2 separate regions of the Homo sapiens genome follow, and region 1 is linked to region 2. A link is a loop called in an ENCODE intact Hi-C map of the cell type or tissue named here. Cell type or tissue: chondrocyte. All regions are shown on one strand. Each heading gives the region's core, and the rest is flanking DNA. Links, peaks and the distances in the headings are about the cores only. Region 1 overlaps STYXL1 (serine/threonine/tyrosine interacting like 1). Region 2 holds the start of CCL26 (C-C motif chemokine ligand 26).

Evidence for each region. A loop is a pair of places that touch in the nucleus more often than their neighbours do. Peaks named below come from ENCODE experiments on the same cell type or tissue, not always from the same donor. Only the 100,000 strongest peaks of a DNase experiment are listed, where the experiment ranks them.
Region 1: a loop joins it to region 2, with 4 times the contacts of the local background. A loop is called at or near these places in 16 of 110 quality-filtered maps.

What each region holds. Positions count from the first base shown.
Region 1 is chr7:76,018,465-76,022,709 of GRCh38, reverse strand. It overlaps STYXL1 (serine/threonine/tyrosine interacting like 1), which reads left to right. Exons shown (of 9, transcript NM_001317785.2): 4 at 718-859. Among named protein-coding and RNA genes, the nearest start is that of TMEM120A, 26 kb to the right of the region's middle. RefSeq lists an enhancer at 3,014-3,515. In chondrocyte, for the core only: CTCF peaks have their summits at 2,159 and 2,396 (motif pointing right); no DNase peak of the experiment used is centred there.
Region 2 is chr7:75,770,591-75,775,040 of GRCh38, reverse strand. It overlaps CCL26 (C-C motif chemokine ligand 26), which reads left to right and starts at 2,830. Exons shown (of 3, transcript NM_001371938.1): 1 at 2,830-2,937; 2 at 3,038-3,152. The coding sequence starts at 2,865. RefSeq lists a silencer at 2,016-2,310. In chondrocyte, for the core only: no CTCF peak of the experiment used is centred there; no DNase peak of the experiment used is centred there.

The DNA of each region.
Region 1 (4,245 bases), core at 1-4,000, 250 kb before region 2:
TACTGTCCTTTTTTGGGGTGTTTTTTGTCTTGTTGTTGTTGTTTTGGGACAGGGTCTTGCTCTGTCACCCAGACTGGAGTGCAGTGACACAATCGCAGCTCACTGCAGCCTCCGCCTCCTGGGCTCAAGTGATCCGTCCACTTCAGCCTCCTGAGTAGTAGGGACTACAGGCGCATGCCACTATGCCTGGCATTTTTGTATTTTTTTTTTTTTCATAGAGTCGGGGATCTTGCTGTTGTCCAGGCTGGTCTGGAACTCCTGGCCTCAAGCAATCCTCCTGCCTTGGCCTCCTGAAGTGCTGGGATTACAGGTGCAAACCACTGCATCCAGTCTGGTATTTCTGGATTCAATCTCCACTGCCAAACACTCTCCCCATGAGAAAGGATATCACTAATTCAATTGACCATGGTTTCTCTGACACCAGGGTACCTAATAGGCTGTGGATCAGTCAGCAGACCAGCTGTTCTTTGGTCAGGCACTTCTCTCTGGTCCAGTCAGCTGTGGTCAGCTTTTCTCAGAAGGGAACACAGTTGTGGAGGATCCTTGGGATTTAACAGACTCTCCATCCACTGTCTCAGTGCTTCTGGGCCTGTGTGTATAGTCAGGGGAGAGAGTGCGGTCTTAGCTCCTCCCAGTGCTGCTATGCAGGGAGTCTCTGCTCAACCGAACCTGCCCACCAACAGGCCTCTCTTGTGTGTGTGTGTTTTTTTTTTTAAGAAAAATAATGAATATCTTCTCCCGGAGTCTGTGGACCTGGAGTGTGTGAAGTACTGCGTGGTGTATGATAACAACAGCAGCACCCTGGAGATACTCTTAAAAGATGATGATGATGATTCAGACTCTGATGGTGATGGCAAAGGTGGGTTTTATGCAACAGCAGCAAGAATAATAGTTAACGGCTATTGAACAAATTTGTTATAGGACCAACAGGTTCATATGCCCATGGCACGGGAACAGGCCAATGACACTGAGACAGCAGGGTTTGCGTCAGAAAAAGAGCTTCATGATCACTGGATACCGAGCAAGGAGATGGGAGGAGGCCCTCAAATACATTTCCCCAAGGAGTTTGGAATGGGGTTTTTAAGGGGATTGGGGAGGGTGAGGGACTGGAAAGTTGGGGTCATTGATTGGTTGAGGAAAGGGGGATGAAATAATCAGGACGTGGAAACTGCGTTCTTTGGTGAGTCAGCTCCTGTGGGGCCCGTCAGACCAGCTGATGTCAGTGGTTTCATCAGTACGCGGGACCTGAAAGAATATCTCAAAGGGAAAACAGTGTTCCATGATGTTCAAGTTGTCACCTACAGAGCAGTTAAGGGGAACTATATTCTTGGCCGGGCGCGGTGGCTCATGCCTGTAATCCCAGCACTTTGGGAGGCCGAGGCGGGCGGATCACAAGGTCAGGAGATTGAGACCATCTTGGCTAACACGGTGAAACTCCGTCTCTACTAAATACACAAAAAATTAGCCGGGCATGGTGGCAGGCGCCTGTAGTCCCTGCTAGCTACTTGGGAGGCTGAGGCAGGAGAATGGCGTGAACCCAGGAGGCAGAGCTTGCAGTGAGCGGAGATCACGCCACTGCACTCCAGCCTGGGCGACAGAGCGAGACTCCTTCTCAAAAAAAAAAAAAAATTCTTGTAACAGGGTCTTATGTGATTCTAGGACAATACACATCAAACAGCTGTGAGCAAGCAGGTTGGAGAGCAAGCAAGGTGACTTAGTGATGAATGCTGAATGTGCTGCAAGCTTGCTTTATTTTCATTTGTTCCCCTCCCTTCTTTGCTGATTTCACAAAGTTTATGGGGACAGTTCCATGTGTGCCATGCACCAGGAACCAAGGGCTTTACTTGGATCTGCAGAACAGCTTACAAGGACGCTAACTAACATCAAGAGCTGTGAGGAAGCCAGGCCCAGTGACTCATACCTGTAGTCCCAGCACTTGGGGAGGCTGAGGCAGGAGGATCACTTGAGCCCAGGAGTTCAAGACCAGCCTGGGTGATATGGCAAGATAAGGTACCCAGCTCATTTATTTACTTTTTGTAAAGACTGGGTCTTGCTGTGTTGCCTGAGACTTAAGCTTTTAAAAGTGTTGTGGACATATTTTTAAACCACCACACCTATAAGTGGTGGGGCCAGGATTCAAACCCAGGCCTTTTTGGCTCTGTCCTGTCCCCCAGGGATTGGGTAGTGGCACGAGAGCATGCAGCCCCAAGTCAGAACATTAAAGCGTGGTCAGTTCCAATGTGCTCCATCGAACCTCTGAGGCTCTGCTGTGTTCTTCATTAGCCCCTGGTTTTGGGCTGACCACCCTTTGCCATTGGCACTGGGAGCTCTGCTTCTAGGAATCAGAACTGCACCTGTGGGTGCCGTTCCAGAAGCTGGGGGCACTCACACCAACTGCCACGGGGTGGCGCTATGCTCCCACCTTTCATAAAACCAGCTGTCTGGACTTTTGTCCCAGGAGGTCCTTGGCCAGGAAATTGTCCCTTCTTCCCTAAGCTCATCCTGTTGGGCTCTGGTCTGCAATCCTAGGACTGTAGGCTAGGCCTTGAAACCCTAGGAGATGGTACTCAACATGGATAATCCCCTTTACATTCTATAACTGACCTTACTTTGCTATGGGGCCCCCATTCACAGGAAACCACAACCACACAACTTGTGCATTCAAGGCAACTTTTCTTGTTTCAAATGGCATCTTTCAGGTCAATGAAAAGTCTTTGGGGGTACAAGACCATCTCAAGGCTTCTCTCAACACCCCCTTCTTTCTTTTTTTTTTTTTTTTTTTGAGTCAGGGTCTCGCTTTGTTGCCCAGGCTGGTCTCGAACTCTTGGCTTCAAGCAATTCTCTTGCATTGGCCTCTCAAAGTGCATGGATTACAGGCATGAGCCACCATGCCTGGCCTGAACTCTGACTTCTGAGCCAGGCCCTGTGGGGTGAGCTTTGGCTCCTGTCTTGAGAGCTGCAGATTCTCTCTCAGCCTGGCTGCAGATTCCAGATTCTTCCTGTCAATGCCATCTCTCAGATAGGTCCCAGCCACTTATATCCTCCACAGCCCCTTCTGGAAGTGTCTTTGTCTCCCTGAACAAAAATTCAATATGGAAGCAGAGTTAGCCAGGCACGGTGCCTCACACTCGTAATCCCAGCACTTTGTGAGGCTGAGGCAGGAGGGTTGCTTGAAGCCAGGAGTTTGAGACCACCCTGGGCAACATAGCAAGGCCCCGTCTCTACCAAAAATACAAAAAAAAAAATTTAGCCAGGCATGGTGGTGCATGCCTGTAGCACCAGCTACTCAGGAGGCTGAGGCAGGAGGATCACTTGAGCCCAGGTGGTCAAGGCTGCAGTGAGCTATGACTGTACCACTGTATTCTAGCCTGGCTGACAGCGTAAGACCCTGTCTCTAAAAAAAACGTATTTAAAAAAAAAAAAAAAAGAAAAAAACAGTTAGAGTTCATGCTGTTTTCTTTCTCCTTTTATCTGGCTCTCTGAAGTCTGCCACACACTATTTCTCTTTCTGGGCCAGAACCTGGCCTCAGGATATCTTGGTTTAAGGATGTCTTGGCTTAGCCTTAATTATGCAAACTTCCTGTCACATATATCTAATTTACATGCAGTCTGATTGTGATTCTGCAGATCAATGAAGGTGTTTAAGATTAAATTGATGTCAAAACCACATTGAGATATTATTCACGCCCACTGGGATGGTAATAATCAAAGAGACAGATGATAATAAGTGTTGGTGAGAACATGGAGAAATTGGAAGCCTCATACACTGCGAACCAGAAAGTAAAATGGTGCAGTCACTGGAAAACAGTGTGGTGTTTCTTTAGAAGGTTAAGATATAGACCCCAAAGTAATGAAAACACATCCACACCAAAGCTTTTACATGAATGTTCATAGCAGTGTTATTCATAATAGCCAAAAAGCACGAACAACCTAAGTGTCTATCAGCAGCTAAACAGGTAGAACAGAATGTGGTCTGTCCACACAATGGAATATTACTCAGCCATAAAAAGGAATGGGGCTGGGCGCTGTGGCTAATAATGCCTGTAATCCCAGCACTTTGGAAGGCCAAGGCGGGAGGATCACCTGAGGTCAGGAGTTCAAGACCAGCCTGGCCAATGTGGTGAAACCCCATCTCTATTAAAAATACAAAAATTAGCTGGGCGTGGTGGCATGTGCCTGTAATCCCAGCTACTAGGGAGGCTGAGGTAGGAGAATCACTTGAACCTGGGAGGCAGAGGTTGCAGT
Region 2 (4,450 bases), core at 451-4,450:
ACCATGTTGGCCAGACTCATCTTGAACTCCTGACCTCAAGGTATCCACCCCCATCAGCCTACCAAAGTGCTGGCATTACAGGGGTGAGCCACCGGGCCCGACCAATAATTCTTTTTTTAAAGAGACAGAGTCTTGCTCGGTCACCTAGGCTGGAGTGCAGTGGCATGATCATAGTTCACTGCAGCCTTGAACTCCTGGGCTCAAGTGACCCTCCTGCCTCGGCCTCCTGAGTAGCTGGGCCTACAGGTGCACATGCCACCATACTCAGTTAATTTTTATTTAATTAAAAAAAATAGGCCGGGTGGGGTGGCTCACACCTGCAATTTCAGCACTTTGGGAGGCTGAGGCGGGCAGATCAGTTGAGGTCAGGAATTCGAGACCAGCCTGGGCAACATAGTGAAACCCTGTCTCTACTAAAAATACAAAAATTACCCGGGCATGGTGGTGCATGCCTGTAATCCTAGCTACTCAGAGGCTGAGGCAGAAGAATCATTCGAACCCAGGAGGTGGAGGCTGCAGTGAGCTAAGATTGTGCCACTGTACTCCAGCCTGGATGACAGAGCAAGACTCTGTCTCAAAAAAACAAACAAACAGCTGGGCATGGCGGTTTATGCCTGTAATCCCAGCACTTTGGGAGGCTGAGGCAGGTGGATCACTTGAGGTCAGGAGTTCGAGACAAGACTGACCAACATGGTGAAACACCATCTCTACTAAAAATACAAAATTAGCCGGGCGTGATGGCGCATGCCTGTAATCCCAGCTACTTGGGAGGCTGAGTCACGAGAATTGCTTGAGCCTGGGAGGCAGAGGTTGCAGTGAGCCGAGATTGTGCCATAGCACTCCAGCGTATGCAACAGGAGCAAAACTCCATCTCAATAAAAACAAAAACAAAAACAAACCACCCTCTCATGATCATCCAGACTGTTGTGCCTGGTTTGAGTGACAGGCAACTCACCATCTATCCTCTTCCCACCTACAACAGCTCTGACTATCACAAACTTCTGTTAAGTTCTTTTAAAAATTTGGCTGAAGCCAGGTGTGGTGGCTCTCCCCTATAATCCCAGTGCTTTGGGAGGCTGGAGTAAGCAGATCGCCTTGAAGCCAGGAGTTTGAGACCAGCCTGGCAACCTTTGGGCTCTACAAATTTCTTTTTTTTTGTGACAGAGTTTTGCTCTTTTTTCTTAGGCTGGAGTGCAATGGCACGATCTTGGCTCACTGCAACCTCTGCCCCCCAGGTTCAAGTGACTCTCCTGCCTCAGCCTCCCAAGTTGCTCGGATTACAAGCATGAGCCACCACAAAATTAGCCCGGCTAATTTTTGTATTTTTAGTAGAGACGGGGTTTCACCATGTTCGCCAGGCTGATCTCAACCTCCTGACCTCAGACGATCCCCCTGCCTCTGCCTTCCAAAGTGCTGGGATTACAGGCGTGAGCCACTGTGACTGGCCCCACACACACACACAAAATAATAATAATAATTGACCAGGTATGGCCAGACGTGGTGGCTCACTGTAATCCCAACATTTTTGAAGGCCAAGGTGAGACAGTCACTTGAGCCAAGAGTTTAAGACCAACCTGGGCCACATAGAGAGACCTCATCTCTATTTTTTTTTCTTTTTTGAGACAGTCTTGGTCTGTCGCCCAGGCTGGAGTGCAATGGCGGGATCTCGGCTCACTGTAACCTCTGCCTCCTGCATTCAAGCGATTCTCCTGCCTCAGCCTCCCTAGTAGCTGGGATTACAGGTGCCCGCCACCGTGCCTGGCTAATTTTTTTATTTCTAGTGGGGACGGGGTTTCACCATGTTGACCAGGCCCTCTCTCTCACTATATATATATATTATTTGTTGTTGTTTGTTTGTTTTGTTTTGTTTTAAGCCTCGGGTGATTGTGATGATCTGTCAGGTTTGGGATCTGTTAGATCTCTCAAATGCCCCCAGCCAGCCCTGGCCCTACAGGTGTGGCCCCAAGAAGATGGGCTGGCACCTGCCTGGACCCTGTTTTTAAATATCCATTGTCGAGGTTGGGCTACTCTATGATCACATCTTGAGACCATCCAGAGCTCCACACAGAGATAAGCAATGCTTAGAAAGGAAACAAAACTTTGCCCAAGAGCCAGAAACCTATCTTCAACAACCAATTGTGCTATAAAGTAACTTAGTTCAGTTCACTGGAATATTACTTAATTTCCTCTGCTTTTTCTTTTTAAACAAGAAAGTGTTGACTCAGCCAACAGCACTGGGAACCAGACTCCCTGGGGCCTGCCTGCCCCTGCTCTTCTCCCAAATTCTCTTCTTTTTTTGTCCCTGTTGATGGAATTCAATAAAGGGATCTCTACCATCTGTCACTTGTTTTTTTTTGTTGTTTGTTTGTTTGTTTTTTTTTTTTTTGGCAGAGTCTCACTCTGTCGCCCAGGCTGCAGTGCAGTGGTGCCATCTCAGCTCACTGCAACCTCCACCTCCCAGGTTCAAGTGATTCTCCTGCCTCACCCTCAGGAGTAGCTGGGATTACAGTTGCCTGCCACCATGCCCGGCCAATTTTTGTGTTTTTAGTAGAGACAGGGTTTCTCCATGTTGGCCAGGCTGATCTTGAACTCCTGACCTCAAGGGATCCGCCCACCTCGGTCTCCCAGAGTGCTGTGATCACAGGCATGAGCCACCACGCCCAGTGCCAGATTATCTTTCTTCACTGTCTAATTTCATTCCTATGAGTATTAGTTTACTTTTCCTTTGTTGGGTCAAAAGTGCTGCTTCTGTTCCCAACCACAGAATTCTCTGGAATTGTTTTCAGGGCCGTCTCAGTCTCATAAAAGGGGATCAGGCAGGAGGAGTTTGGGAGAAACCTGAGAAGGGCCTGATTTGCAGCATCATGATGGGCCTCTCCTTGGCCTCTGCTGTGCTCCTGGCCTCCCTCCTGAGTCTCCACCTTGGAACTGCCACACGTACGTAGCTGGCCCATTCCCCTCCTGGGGTTCCTTCCCGGACCGCCTGGGAGTGGATGGAAATGAGTATCTCCAAACCCTTCCTCTCCCTGATTTTTAGGTGGGAGTGACATATCCAAGACCTGCTGCTTCCAATACAGCCACAAGCCCCTTCCCTGGACCTGGGTGCGAAGCTATGAATTCACCAGTAACAGCTGCTCCCAGCGGGCTGTGATGTGAGTATTTCTCGGACGTACTTTCTGGGGCCCCATCAGTCATGCAACAGGATGGGTGCTGGGCAGACCCCCAGGATGAGCCTTGGGATGGGAACCTGGAAACCCCACCTCTGCACACTAACAAGTGTGACTCTGAGCTTCAGGTAGAACCTGACTTTTTTTTTCTCTTTTTGAGACGGAGTTTCTTTCTTGTTGCCCAGGCTAGAGTGCAATGGCACGATCTTGGCTCACTGCAACCTCCCCCTCCCGGGTTCAAGCAATTTTCCTGCCTCAGCCTCCCAAGTAGCTGGAATTACAGGCACATGCCACCATGCTCAGCTAATTTTTGTGTTATTAGTAGAATTTCACCATGGTTGGCCAGGCTGGTCTTAAACTTCTGAGCTCATGTGATTTGCCCGCCTCAGCCTCCCAAAATGCTGGGATTACAAGTGTGAGTCACTGGACCCAGCCAATCCCCACTTTTAATAAACTCACAGTGAAGTAAGAGCTCAGGAATCATCAGCTATGATGAATAACCTTGAAAATGTGGCTAACAATTAAATGACATGTTGAGTGCAGGGTTCCTTTCTGGGGTGATGAAAATATCCTAAAATTGATTGTGGTGATGGTTGCATAATCTATGACTATACTAAAAACCATTGAATTATAATTATAGCCTTTAAATTGGTGGAGTTGTACATGGTGGGGAGGTTTAGACGATCGCTTGAGCCCAGGAGTTCAAGGCTGCAGTGAGGTATGATCGCACCACTGCACTCCAGCCTGGGTAACACAGAGAGACTTCATCCCTAACAAAAGAGAAAAAAAAGAGTGAATTACAGTTATCCCCCAGTAACCACAGGGGATTGGTGCCAGGATTTTGGCATACAATTTCCCCTGAATTTATGCAGCTTTTGCATCACCGAGTTTTGTATTTTCTATCCTCCTTTGGTTGGCAAAAGGCTGCCTATGAGTGGGCCCACAGAGTTCAAATCCGTGTTGTTCAAGAGTCAACTGTATGTGCCGTGTGAATTATATCCCAACAAAGCTGTTCTATTACAATGAAAGAATCAGCCAGGTGAGGTGGCGCAGGCCTGTAAGCCCAGTTACTCCGGAGGCTGAGGCAGGAGAATCGCTTGAACCCGGGAGGCGGAGTTTGCAGGAGTAGAGATCGCGCCACTGCACTCCAGCCTGGGTGACAAGAGAGAAACTGTTTCAAAAAAAATAAAATAGGCCGGGCGTGGTGGCTCACGCCTGTAATCCCAGCACTTTGGGAGGCTGAGGTGGGCAGATCTCCTGAGGTTGGGAGTTCGAGACCAGCC